Regions from separate parts of the Homo sapiens genome. Here region 2 is linked to region 1. Evidence: chromatin contacts called from ENCODE Hi-C or POLR2A ChIA-PET data. All regions are on one chromosome and are shown on one strand. Each heading gives the region's core, a stretch centred on a gene start or an enhancer-like site at or near the end of the contact. The rest is flanking DNA. Distances are from core to core; before and after follow the strand shown. Region 1 holds the start of GABRR3 (gamma-aminobutyric acid type A receptor subunit rho3). Region 2 holds the start of ST3GAL6-AS1 (ST3GAL6 antisense RNA 1).

The links. A loop is a pair of places that touch in the nucleus more often than their neighbours do. ChIA-PET counts read pairs that join two places held with the same protein, here RNA polymerase II (POLR2A). Pooled maps may share reads with other maps.
Region 2: a pooled map shows a loop between it and region 1 (3-fold over the local background). The contact joins the promoter of ST3GAL6-AS1 here to the promoter of GABRR3 in region 1. A Hi-C loop is called at or near these places in 1 of 37 single-sample maps with no recorded cell type and 8 of 50 pooled maps. POLR2A ChIA-PET finds 5 or more read pairs at or near these places in 1 of 52 experiments (CD8-positive, alpha-beta memory T cell).

What each region holds. Positions count from the first base shown.
Region 1 is chr3:98,031,522-98,038,721 of GRCh38, forward strand. GABRR3 (gamma-aminobutyric acid type A receptor subunit rho3) reads right to left here and starts at 3,794. Exons shown (of 10, transcript NM_001105580.3): 1 at 3,669-3,794; 2 at 3,342-3,468. The coding sequence starts at 3,466.
Region 2 is chr3:98,731,401-98,738,506 of GRCh38, forward strand. ST3GAL6-AS1 (ST3GAL6 antisense RNA 1) reads right to left here and starts at 1,251. Exons shown (of 5, transcript NR_046683.1): 1 at 1,026-1,251. It also overlaps a transcript of ST3GAL6 not described here. RefSeq lists enhancers at 717-1,465, 1,466-2,213.

The sequences.
Region 1 (7,200 bases), core at 2,544-5,043:
ATCATTTGAGGCCAGGAGTTTGAGTCCAGCCTGGGCAACATAGACAGACCCAATCTCTACCAAAAAAATATAAAAGCCAGGTGTAGTGGCACACGCCTGTTGTCCCAGCTACTTGGGAGGTTGAGGTGGGAGGACCACTTGAGCACAGGTGTTTGAGGTTATAGTGAACTATGATTGGACCACCGCACTCCAGCCTGGGCAAGAGAACAAGACCTTGTTTCAGAAAAAAAAAAGTTAAAAATTAAAAAACAAACAAAAACAAGAGAAGGCTGAACCTGACCAGCCAGTTTCCCTCAGAGGAGCATATACCTTGTAGTTGTAGTCTCTGCCACTCTCTTCTGTCTTGCTTGCAGTAGCATTGGATTTGCCATGCCTGAGAACCTACTGGCTTTTACATTAGGTTCAGGGTAATGTTTAACAAGTGACTCTTTAGGAAAAAAAGCCCCAGTTTATAGTAGTGTTTTATTTCCATGGTGTAAATACTTCCACCATGGCTGATTTCAGGCTACCAACAACATGCATGGCAGAGATGTGTCTAGCACATAGTATAGTATAGTATAGTATAGTATAGTATAGTATAGTATAGTATAGTATAGTATAGTAATGGTATACTGTAGTATTTCTACAATACAGTTACAATAGACCTAAATAACCTCAAGAGCAACAGATGATAAAGTGTGGAGAAATCATTGGGAAGTGGTGAGTTTTAAGTATTTGCTACCTTTATTTTAGAAAGTATTTAATTTAATTGCAGGCTTATATAATTTATTTTTTAATAATGTGTGCTTTTAACAGCCAGCTGATAAATTTCCTGAAAATGATTGGCTGTTGCAAGCCAGACTGAGCAGACTCCAGCACTCTGCTGATTATTTTCAAGGCCAGAGTCAATACGTTGCTCTTATAGCATTTTTAGCCCCAACCCAGCACTTGCATGTAAATATCACTCAGTGTAATTGTTGAAAGAATGAATAAATATTCAGTGAGTCTATTTGCTTAATCCTCTTTGCATCATCCAGGAGTAAAATTTCTTCTCTAGGTAAAAGGGGAACATTTTCCACCTGCCATAACTTACTTTATTCACACCTCTCCCTACTTTGTTTTTAGGAAACAAAAGATATGTTTGAATACATATTTTTTTAAAGTCTTTAGGTTTTGAAAGAAGGGAATCTCTGGATTAAAAAGTGAGGTTATATTCTGAATGAAAACAACTAAAAGCAAAACATTTAAGAGCCTTATTGTATAAAAACTGGCCCCAAACAATGCATATATAAATCCCCCTTATAATTTTCAAAGATCATGTCTTCCTTTCATGTTCACTCTATTAGTTCTTTTGCATTATAGAAGAGTGGATTATTCATTAATTCATTCATTACTTAATTATTGGCTGATAATCAGGTCGGGTGCTGGGCAAAGAACCTCACAGTATCTATTCACATACTAAGGTAGGAAGACTCCTGGGCCTCTTACTCTAAAAATGACTCTATACAGTAATTACTGTATTTTGGTCAAATGCCCTAAAATCTGCATGACAGAGTGCTTGAATGACAGCTCAGAAATTGGCTGGCTGTGTTACTCTGTTCACTCAGGGAAAATGCCTGGGTTTCATTCTAAGTGGCTACTTCTGGACCAGTGTGATGGTTTATGCAATCTCCAGTGCCCTGGAGGGTGTTTCTTTGAAGAACAAAAGAAGCAGATATAAATTTTAATGAATCCCATTCTGGCTTGTGACTCAAAGGAGCACTTCATTTAGGAATATAGAAGTGACAACAAATATGATTGGCCCCACATGGCCGAAATCCTGGCGTTTCCTACGGGGGAAGTCTGCTTTTGCATAGGCTCTAAAATTCTTCTTTTCCTTTACATAGGATCTAAAAATGAGGCATTTAACATCAGAAAAAATTTCTACCTCACCACAAAGAACCAATGTTCTTTTCTTTTTCTTTAAATGTCACCTAAAAAATATACATGGTAGATTTTTTCTGTAGCAACTCTGCCACTGATAGTGGGTTGGTGTGATGAATTAGCTACTATAGTCATCTCTCTTCTCCTCATCTAAACATCCACCAGACTGTACAAGTCTACTCTATGGATGACAGATAATATTTTAAGCAGTGTCCTTTGATTTTTAAAATTAGATAAAACATACTATAAAACGTAATAAGCTATATGAAAAAAAATAGAGTCTGGTGGTACACTCTTACATTTCCCAAATATTTCCTTAGCTAATTGCTATGACGAAGACTGGGAAAGTGGTTAAATGGAACAAGACTTCATATCATCTCAGGTCTGGGTCTGGGAGCAGAAGCATGGAAGGGAAGTGTGAGCAGTAGTCCCTGATTTTTAATCGCAGTGCAGGAATCAGTAATCTAGTAACACACTTCTTTTGGTTTTGGTCATTAAACCTGAGACTTCAGAAGATATTTATCAAAATTTTATGTTCTCTTTCCTGATCTTACAGTGAATGCATAATACATATTTAGGATGTGAGAGCAATCTAGCTTAAACATCTGTCACCCCATTGGCTGCCAGTGTTGACCAGATGATACTCTTCATTCCTCAATTTCTCCTTTTGGGTCTTTTTGGAAATATGGTGCTTGGTGAAAAGAGAACTCTTTCTCAAAGACATTATTTGATTATTAAAGGTATATGGGTAGTAGGGTGACAAATCATTCCAGTATGCCTGGGGCTGAAGGGATTCCTGGCATTTTTAGTACTAAAACCTATAAAGCCCTAGGCAAATTGGTGTATAAAGAGGTCACTCTCACAGATAGCTATCTCCCTTACTAGCACGTCCAAACATGCTCCTGATTATTGATGGGAAGATAATAATGATGATGTCTTGATATTCATGATTTGTCAAACGTATGAAAATTATTCTTGAAAGACAAATGGCTTTAATGCCTTTTGATACTATTTCATCAATCCATGAAACTATATACCCTAGAAATACTTGACATTAAATGAAGTTGGTGCTTAGACTAATTTCTACTCAAAATAAATTTGAAGAAACATTAAACAAGTATTTAATGTATTAGTAATAAATGTACTACTAATTGAAGAAATACATTCTCTGAAAGAGGATCCTTACATGAACCCTTTAACTGTTTTCTCCCAAATAAGCATAAATAAATTTACAAATGTCAGCAAATTCCAAGATATTGCTCTTTCGGATGTCAAACAGAGGTGATTTATGATGATGCATGAATGCTATCTCTAGAGACAGACATGGTTACAAAGATGTGCTACCATTAAAGATACGTTTCCAGGTTTCCTGTAGGTCTGAGACAACTGTTGAGAGAAACTGGGCAGTAATTCCATGGACTGCACTATGAGCATCTTACCAGGTTTGTTTCATTGAAGAGGAGCACCGCTGGTGTGTCATCTTGATGTTAGAAGCAGCACAAACATTTGGTTTCAATATGATCCAGATGTAGGTGAAGGAGACTAACTGGAAAGCCAGGACCATCTCTTCCAAAACAAAAAAACAGAAAGGATGCAGGTGAACGCAACCAATACTGTGATCACAGTTTCTTCTTCATGTGTCTTTTAAAAAACAAACAGCATGTCAGGGGAAATGCATTAGGGGAAAAAGAAAGACATTGTCTTCAATGCTGCACTTTGTTTTAGCAGATTAAATTGACTCACAGCACTTACAGGCAAATATCTACCTGGATCTTCAGCAATTTGAGGAAAACAAAGCAGATTTTTAAAATTTTCAGTTTACATCCTTTGGTCCCTTTTTCCGGGGAAGGTTTTTAGTGTGATGCTCAATCCATACTCAGTAAACCCTCAGCGGCAGTCCTAAGCAAACAAAGAAGTGAGGTTAAGCATTAATCCTCTTAATCCAATGCAATATCATTTAAATATACTTAGTGACTCAGCAAAATAATATGCTTATTGAGAAAAAAAGATGATTAATTTAATCTTAATTACACGTTTGAAGACCTTTTCCATTATCTTATGGCTCCTTTTAATCCAGAAAGAATCTTTTCCTCCCCAAATGCCATACAGACTGCCTTAGCATGAATACAAAATAAAATTATTTTTTTTAAGGTAAATAATCATATTTTAAGATGATGGTTTATTTCATTGATAACAAAAGTGGTTTAATTTAAGGTTTATTTAATAGCAAGCAACCCAGTTAATAAAAATGAACTTAATCCTGGTCAGTGTGCAAAGCACACACTGTCACTGTTAAATTATAGCCACACACTCTCCTAAAGGTGCTTTGCATACTTAGAGAAAATATTTAAGAAAATATTTCTACTTCACATATGCAAAGCACCAATAAATGGTCATGTCATTGAAATTAATCTTCTTCAACTGGAATAGCACAAGGTGAGCAACACAGCAACGGTTGACCTTTTTACTAGGACTTAGGAAGAAAGCCATTTTCTTCCCAGAAATATAGTGTTGTGAGAGAAATTCTTAAATTTCCTCAAATTGATTTGTGTCCTTGACACCTTCTATTTTGTGTAATTGCTTAATCATACTTATTTCTTTTGGTTTGGGTTATGGCTTCTTTTAGCCCATGCATTAAAACCTTCTCCTATGTTTCTTAAGCATGTCTTTTCTCTTTAAAATATATTTTAATATAAAAGATTACAAATATACAGAATGATGTAATAAATCCTTGCTTCTCTTCTTAGGCTCGATTTAGTGTTTATAATCATATGCAGTTATACTATTATTGTATATGTATGTATCTATAAATAATGTACAAACTTCTGCATGTTTTAAAACTTTATATAAGTGGTGTCATATTCTACTTTTACTACTAAAAGCTACTTTTTCTTTCAACTTAATGCTTAGGGATTTATTATGTTGATAAATGTGCCTCTAGTTAATTCATTTTAACTGCTATATGGCACTTCAGTATGGATGCATAACATTGCATTTATTCGTATTTTTGTTGATGGGCATTGTTTCTTATTTTTCTATTATAAACAATCCTGCAATAAATTCTTATAAATATTTTCTTGTACACATGTGTAAGTGTTTCTTTAGGATAAATACCTAAAAGTAAAATGGCTAGGACAAATAATTTTCACACCTTCAAATTTACTAAGCACAATCATATTGCTCATCAAAGTGCTTGTACCAATTTACTTCCCCACTAGCAGTGAATGAGAGTTCTTATTTCTTAAAATATTTTTTAACATTGGTATTATCAGACTTTTAAATGTTAAGTAATTCAATCAGTATTGTAATTTTAATTTCTGTAATGTTTAGAAACGTTGAAGCATTTTCTTCAGGTATTTCGGAGCCAGTAAGCCTTCTTTGAAGAGCCAATGGAAGAAATGTAGGAAAAGTTGCCCATCTTAAGCTACTGTCACTTTGGTTGTTGGAAGACCGCACTGTGGTCAAAGTTTGTTTCAGTACATTCCACCTCAGTGCTCTTACGAGATCCAGGGCACCAACCCCTCGGCCCTAGCACTATCTATTACCTCGTCCCCTCTTCACTTAGTAAGCAACATCTACACTAACATTTCCCAAAGTATTTCTTGGCTACACTGAAGGCATTTTGTGAAAAATTGTTATGTACTAAATGAGTTTGGGAAACATTATACATTTTATTACTCTGTTAGGGGTCACACTCTTACCCCAGGGCCTTTGCACTGGTTGTCACCCTTGCCTGACATATTGTTCATCTGGATATCTATATGGCTAACTCCCTTAACAAATTCAAATGTATGCTAAAATGTCATCTATTGAATGAAGTATACCCTGACCACTCTTTTTAAAAATACCGTATTCTTTCTTTCCTCCTACAACCTGTGTTACCAATCTACCTTTCATCCTGCTTAGCATGTTTTATATAATTTACATTATGTTTATTGTTCATAATCTGTCTTATCCGGCTAGAATGTAAGCTCTGCAAGGAAGTGATCTTTGTTTTGTTCCCTGAGGCATCCCAAACACTTATAATTATCTTTGAAGTATAGTTGGTATTAGTAAATATTTCTTAAATAATGAATGAATATTAACACGTTCAAGGCTTCAGTTGAAAAAAAAAAAGCCTGCTTTGTTCTGCTGAATTCTGTGTCTCTCAAACTTATTTGATCTCAGATCCCATTTTAAAACAAAACAAGACAAAACAAAACAAAACAAAACAAAAGAAAACCACGATACTTACATTCTCCCAAAATAGTACTCCTCCATGACAGCCAGTTCTCATTCATAGGTAAATCAGTGAGATTCTCATTTATAGGCAAATTGGTGCTTTGCACATTCTCCTTACCAAAATTCTGTGTCCTATCATCTTGAGACAACCTTTGATGACTGCTAAACTTTTACGTTCGCAAAGAAATATTGGTAGCTGATAAAGAATAAGCAAGATTGAAGAGGAGACTTCACGAAGTGGTCTTTGATCTGAAGGAATGAAGCACTGGAATAGAAGATGTCCTCTTTACAGGACTCAGTGGAGCTATTTGGGGCACTTATTTTTCGGAAATATCTGTCAAGTCATATGCCTCCTCACTGTCACTTAAATTATGTTAGGATGCCCTGGTGTCTCCTTCTGCATCGCAGGGATGAATCATGATGAGAATCTGTCTGACCTCTTTACTGAATAATCTTTGCTAGACTATCTATATCGCTATAAACATTAAGGAAGAAATAAAAGCAGTTTGTTTTTTGATGATGAATTTTAAGTGGGAAATGGTCTGCATAAAAATAAAAATAAGGCAATGGCTTACACTAGAGAGAGTTGACTTACAGAAAGTCTAAGGGTTTTAGTTCAATTACAAGAAGGCATCTGCCTCTGTTGATGCTGAGTTAGCTCCTTAACCTTATTCCTTTAGAGCTTCCCTTTGCAAGCTCAGTAAGCTTCTTAAGAAAAAAAAAAAAAGCAGAAAAGCACATCTGTCAGAACTAGAAAGTGGTAACTACCAGGAAACAAAATGAATCACAGGGTCACTGGAGAATTTCGTAGTAGTTTAAGCTCTCCCTTGCATAAATTGTCTCCTGTTTACTCTTCTTCCACTCTGATGATGTCAGTCAGCCAGTTTTTATTTCTTTGGCAGCGACATAAAGAGAAAATTTGGAAAGGATGGCTGTGTCGCCAATCTTGGGGTATGTAGCCATTATTTTGCCTATAAAGAGAAAACAAAAGAAAAGCTAAGGTCTTATTTAGACTGGATCTGACAACAGCAACAACAACAAATTCCAAGCTTCTATAAATTTCCCACTGTGTCTGCA
Region 2 (7,106 bases), core at 1-2,500, 700 kb after region 1:
ACCTCGTGATCCGCCCGCCTCGGCCTTCGAAAGTGCTGGGATTACAGGTGTGAGCCACGGCGCCCGGCCATTTTTTTTTTAAAGTAAGGTTGGGAAAACAACAAATGATACCTCCTAGGGCTGTTATTACAATTAAGACAAATACCAGAGCACTTTGGCAGGTGGAGGCGAGCGGATCATTTGAGGTCAGGAGTTCGAAACCAGCCTGGCCAACATAATGAAACCTCATCTCTACTAAAAATACAAAAATTAGCTGGGAGTGGTAATCCCAGCCTGTAATCCCAGCTACTCGGGAGGCTGAGGCAGGAGAGTCGCTTGAGCCTGGGAGGCAGAGGTTGCAGTGAGCCAAGATCATGCCCCTGTACCCCAGCCTGGGTGACAAAGCAAGATTCTGTCTCAAAAAAAAAAAAAAAAAAAAGGACAAATACCAGAAAGCCCATCACAGATGAAGGACTTTGTTCCAGTTCGTGACACATTGCCAACTTTGAATTACATCCAAGTCCGTGGGTCTTCTCTCTGGGGTCAATTGATGGCACGTGATTACACTGCTCAGGGCCCAAAGGTTGGAGCTATGACTTGAATGTTTCTAGACAAGGAATTATTTGACAAACACACTTTAAAAAGTATTCAGAGCCATCCAAGTAAGAGGACATTAATAACGTAGGGTTTTGCCTATGGAGAGAAAAGAAAACGCAAACAGCACGTTCCACCTTCGTTCTCCCTAAAGTAATTTATCTCCTTCAAAAGATAAAAAGTACGAACACATTTGCCCTTGAAGGGCAGAGCCCCGGAATTCAGGAGCTCTCTGAACACTCCTCCCCTTCTGATAGGGACCAAACCTTCTGCTGAGCCTTGTGTCACAGTCAGTCCGCGGCGCCACAAGCCTCAGTGTTTACTTCTGCCGCCTGCCAGCCGGGCGGGGAAGGGGAGTACCCGGCCACCCCTCACTTTAGCTCCTGCAGCTTTCCAAACAAACCAGGGCGGGATGGGAGTGTCTTCTTGGCTGTGGAAATCGATCCTCCTACCTTGTCCTGAAGCCACCCGCCGCCTTTCCTCGTCCCTCCCTTCGCGGTGATTTTCCGGTCCCGGCGCCCGGCGAGGGCGCGCGGCTGGTGTCCGCCCCGCCCGAAAGGTAGGGGTTCGGCTGTGCTCCCGCCTGGTCCCCAACGCCTCACCCTCCGGGAGACCCGCAGCCTCCCACCACTTTGCACCTTCCTCCTCGAATTTGGGGGCGGCCACCGTGCAACTGGCGCCAGCCGCGGAGCAGGAGGAGCTTCCCGCGACTCCGGAGGCGCTCGGCGCAGTCGCCCGGGATTGGGGCTGGCGGGAGCCTGAGACTCCGGGCAGGGCTGCTCCCTCCTCTGCTCCCCCGCCAGATCCGCGGGGAAGGAATCGTGCCCGCGCCGCCCCTGGCCCGCGCCACCTTCCTTTGGTTTCTGCCGGCCTCGGGCTTCTGCGGCCCGATGTGGCAGGCGCCGCGAGAGAGGCAGCAGCCGGCTGGAGCAGCGGCCCCTCAGGTCTCGGAGCCCGGTGCGCCTCTGCGGTCGTCGCTCCTGGGCCTCGGCGGGTCACTCTTGCCGGCCGGCTTCGCTGCGGGTTTGCACTGCCCGGGTGAGGGAAATTGGGGGTGCGGGAAGACCGGTCTGGGCCGGGGTCCGGGCGGCCTGGGGTCTGTGCTGCCCCGACCCTCCGGCTTTGCAGCCTCTGAGGCTCAGGGTTGGGGGTGGGGACACGGAGCGCTGTTTGCCCCTCCACATATCCTGCCAGCACCAAGGAGGTGGCGTGCGGAGGCGTAAAGGGACCATGGGCGCTGGGACCCGCGAGCCAGCCGGCGTGCGCCGCAGCCACCGCCGAGAGGGCACCCGGGGATCCTGGAGCCCCAGTGAAGGGCGGGAGGGACGCGCAGCCTCGCGGGTAAGCCCAGGAGCCGTGGGGGCCGAGAGAATCTGCTCTGGGACCCTCTTTTGTCGAATCGCCGGCGAGGTTGTGCAATTGGGAAGCCAAGAGGAGTGTCCAGCTCCTCGTTCACTATTGTTTTCTTGTAAAAGGGTCTGTACGCGAGGAGGGTTGAGGGGTCTGGAAGGTTCTGGTCTCTTACCGTATAAAGTTTTTCGAGAAACCCTTTTTCCCTCCACAATGGAACTAGACCTAACAAAACAAGCTCCGAGGCAGTTTAGGAGAAAGGAGGACGGTGAGTAAATTGCAGTGTTTGGGCTGCTGTTAATTTTCAAGATAAGGGAGAAGCAACTTGTCATTTTGAGGCCGCCGGCTCCGGAGATCCCGGCAATCTCAAGCCTCTTTCTTGTGTGCTGTTATTTTGGCTTAAAAGAAAACCTATAAAAAGCGACGCCCAGAAACCAAAAACAAACCCAAAGCACCTTCTTTTAGGATTTTTCAGTAGCGAGGGTTGGCGGGGACAGTGGGGAGGAGCAGGAGGGGGAGAAGAGGTTGCTGTTGAAAGGTAATGTTTAAAAACAGTGTGTGGGGGTAGGGATGAAAATAACGTGGTGACTGCTAGTGTATCAGAAATCACACCGAGTCTAAAGTCGTAAGTCCCATTTGCCTTACGAGGACCAGCTGGGTGCTGTGAGTAGGTGGATAGTTAAGGAAACTGTAGATCTGCTGAAAGCTCCTCGTGGTCTGTGGTCTCGTGTCCACGCTGACCTTTGAACCTCGTAACTCTTCGGGTCTCCAGCGGCCACCTCTTTTAGGCTAGCCCGAATGTTTGACTTTCCGGTCCTCAATCTTCCTCACCTAGCTGCAGACCATAAAACTGTCTTTTTATTTACAGGGAGATGTTAAATATTTGGGAACATCTGCTCAGGCTGCCAGGTTATTTTCCGTTTGAAAGCATGCCGATTTGACATTTGCAAGTTGGTTTATGTTGCTTCCTTTTTGTTTCACTAAGAACGCTTTTCATACCAAGATCTGCGAAAAACGATGCCCTTAGACTGTTATTTAGTTTATTGTCTCTGAGTAAGGCCAAATTCCACAGAGGGTCTTTGGATAATGGCAACTTTGCTTATAAGAAGATAATTTTTCTAGAAAGTGTTGCATTGGTCTGGTTTCCTAAGCTGTTCTTGTGGTCATGTAGACTGGGAGGGGAGATCTTCATTCCTTGTGATGTCGCTTTCCTTGAATTGTATTTTTACTATAGTTCCACAATGTCTCAGTCCCAGATTGCACCATATGTTGTTTACATGGTGCAGTAAAATGGGACTGCAATTTTGACTACATTTCAGTAGATTTGTTGGAGATAGTTTGTTCTTATGCCCTATATCAATAATAATAATAAAAAACCTTTGAGGCTCAAGAATAGACAGTATTGACAGAATAATACCATTAAGAGACATACCATTTAAAAACATTAGTCTGTCTCCTGTGAAATTGTAAATCGTAGGTGTTCTCATTCAGTGGCAGACGACTGGATTTCACAGCAGTTTTCTTCTGTTGGAGACATTTCTGTGTTCCACATCATGTGGAACCTTATGGGAGAAGACGTGAGTAATGCCATGTTTCCCGCATTTCCCTGATAAGCATCATCTGCTAACCATGCAGACTGCCAGATGGCTTCCATGGAAATTGTGCTTCCATCCAGGAGTGGTGACCAGAGATCTGTTTAGTATGCATTTTAGGTGATGCTTATTGAGAAGGTGAAGGAAGCATGGAACTCCTATTTGGCACCCACTCTGATTTTTGGTGTGTTCTCATATGCTATTTTATTTAATCTTCCTGACAAAACTCCTGCAAGAAAGGAATTTTTAGCCCCATTTTATAGCTTAAAAAACCAAGATTGCCTTAGGTTGAGTTGCAGTGGCTCACATAAAGGTTTGACTCTACCTCTGCCTACACCATCCCAGGAATCCTCTGCAGTATACATTCTGCACAAATTCTTCCATTTCCTGTGCATATCTTTCTCCTTTGCCTGGCATATCCTCCATTTATATATACCTTGGTCTGAATATGCCTTTCTAGTTATCCCCAGGCTGGGCTTTTTGAATAGGTGGTCTGCGTACTTTGCCTTCCTTGTGACAGCTTTAGACTTTCACCAGCCAGGAACCTTCTATCTTCTGCACATCTCTGATGTGTCACTTAGGTGATCAGGGTCTGGCGAAATCTAGGAGTTTATGCTGTCTTCAATGGGCATATTCCAAAAGTTCTTTCCTTTCTGAATACATTTTCACTGAAGCTCCTACTCAAGCTATATGTTACCTGGAAGAGGTTTTCCCAGGGTTACATCCCCACCCTCACAGTTGAAATGAAACATTCTCTCCTGTCTGTCCCAACTGTGATGGATAATAGCACACATCACACATCACAGTTTCCAATTTAACCCTTAGGGGTTAAAATGGATTTTGATTTGGAGTGAGCTTGATGCATGGAATAGAATGTATACATTGGATATTATAGTGTTTTGGTAGGAAATTTTATTTACAATTCCATATCAGGATGTCAGAAACACAATTCCCTCACCATTGTGGGATAGCTGGAGTTCTTTCCCCTGATGGTGACACCTCAGCACTGAATCAGCTGCAGTGTCTCAGACTTGGTCAGGAACTTGACTGTCGTATAATCAGGCTAAGAAGTGCTGAGATTCTGGCAGTGAGGTTATGAAAGTAAAAGATAACAGGATCAGTAAGACCTGGTTTTCTTCCTTGTGCCCATGTTTGTTTTTCTTGGAGAGCTTTTGGTCATCTAGGAGGATTGTCCAGTTTACCTTTTTACTGCCACAAACTTTTGTATCTGACCAGGGGCCTTCCTCTTCCTGCACCATTGAGATAGAGGGAAAGGAAAGCACCTAGCCCTTAGGAGATTTTCTTAAAAACATTGGAAAGCTGAGTGAAAAGTTATCTTCTCCCCCATTCTCTCTTTCCCCTTCTTATATGCTTAGCCTAAGACAAAGTATACAGATAGCATCATTGCATACTTTGCAATGTATTTAGTGCTAGGCTTTGAAAGATGGTTTAAACATTGATTTACTTTTTATTTGGTTGGGAATGGAAAGATCTTTAGGACATGATGAGAACAAGGCCCCCAGAAGAGGAGACGGCAAGGAAGCTGGAGATTCCTCCAGAGGTGGGAGGGTTATTCTCACCTTCCACAGGTTGTGGAAGCAGGCCTGGAGTTGTTATGGCTGTGGGTCAGAGTCACTATGCTGAAAGATGGGGGCAACAAGGGAGCAGAAAGTGTTTTTTTCAGTGGACTTTGGGTGATATTCCATGTGGTCATCCATGAGATGGGACTTCCCTAATGGTCAACCAACATTCACTGAATGTCCACCATGTAACAAGAGATGTTCTTGTGGGTGGGGTTGGGAGCGTGCCGTGTTGGACACAGCAAAGCCCCTGCTCTTACAGAGCTTATGTTTTATGGGGGGCAGAGTCAAAAAATGAGTTACAAATACATGAGGCATGAGTGAATTTGGGTCGTTTGAGAAACAGAAGGTGCAGTGTGAGAAGAGAGTGGTTAAGACAATATGTAGTTAAAGAAGAGTGCAAAAGACGGAGTGGGAGGAGATGTAGTCAGTAAGATAGGAAGGCAGATTTTGTGGAGTTTGAATCGTATTCTAGTTAGAATTGGCATGCCTGGAGATTTTTGATGAGAGCCTAATTCAGTCTTCACCCAGTCATGATAGGCTTTCCTGTCTCTTCTTTTTCTTTCTTTTTGAGGTGGAGTCTTGCTCTGTCACCCAGGCTGGAGTGCAGTGGCTCGATCTCCGCTCACTAAAACCTCTGCCTCCTGAATTTAAGTGATTCTCCTGTCTCAGCCTCCCAAGTAGCTGGGATTACAGGCATGCACCACCACACCTGGCTATTTTCTGTATTTTTTTTGTAGAGATGGGGTTTCGCCATGTTGGCCAAGCTGGTCTTGAACTCCTGAATTCAGGTGATCCGCCCACTTCGGCCTCCTAAAGTGTTGGGATTACAGGCGTGAGCCACCACACGCGGCCCCTTCCTGTCTCTCTGTCTCTCTTTCTCTCTCTCACACACATAAACACACAAATTTCTACCCTTAGTTGCCTTTTTTTCTTTCTACTAATTTACCATAACTGATTTCCCCTCTCTTTTCCCTAGGGCAGAGCACAGGAATATCACAAAGACAGGCAGAGCTCAGAGACGCCTATACAGTATTCCTTTTATCCTCTTGTCCTTTGATTTCAAGATGTCTCATCATCACCACTCTATTAGTATCTAGGGAGACTTGGCACAATTTTTAGATAGAAAATTATTTTTGAGATTCTTTGGCCCATTGTTAACTCACATACTTAACTAACATACAAAACAACTAAATTATGGCTTTTCTGATTAACACAGTGGCATAAAACCTGAAACCTCAGGAGACCTATCTCACATTCAATGATATCCAAAGGCTGAAAGTAAAGGGATGGAGAAAAGTCTGGCAAGCAAATGGAAAACAGAAAAAAGCAGGGGTTGCTATTCTAATTTTAGACAAAACAGACTTTAAACCAACAAAAACCACAAAAGACAAAGATAGTGATATGGTTTGGATCTGTGCCCCCACCCAAATCTCATATTCAATTGTAATCCTCAGTGTTGGAGGTGGGGCCTGATGGGAGGTGATTGGATATGGGGGGCAGTTTCTAATCGTTTAACACCATCCCCCTGGGTGCTGTTCTTCTGATACTGAGTGAGTTCTTACAAGATCTGGTTGTTTAGCCTCCCCCCGCCCTCCCCCCACCCCCGCCTTTCCTCCTACTCCAATTATGTAAGATGTGCCTGCTTCCCCTTCACCTTTTGCCAGGAGACTTCTGTGAGTTTCCTGAGGCCTCCCAGTCATGCTTTCCGTACAGCCTGAAGAACCGTGAGCCAATTAAACCTCTTTGCTTTTTATATTACCTAGTCTCAGGTATTTCTTTCTTTCTTTTTTTTTTGGATAGGGTCTCACTCTGTTGAACAAGCTGAAATGCAGTGGCACAATCATTCTTCACTGCAGCCTCAGCCTCATGGGCACAAGCAATCTTACCATCTCAGCCTCCTAGGTAGCTGGGACTGCAGATACACACCGCCACACCCGGCTGATTTTTTAAAAAATTATTTGTAGAGACGGGGTCTCACTGAGTTGCCCAGTCTAGTCTTGAACTTCTG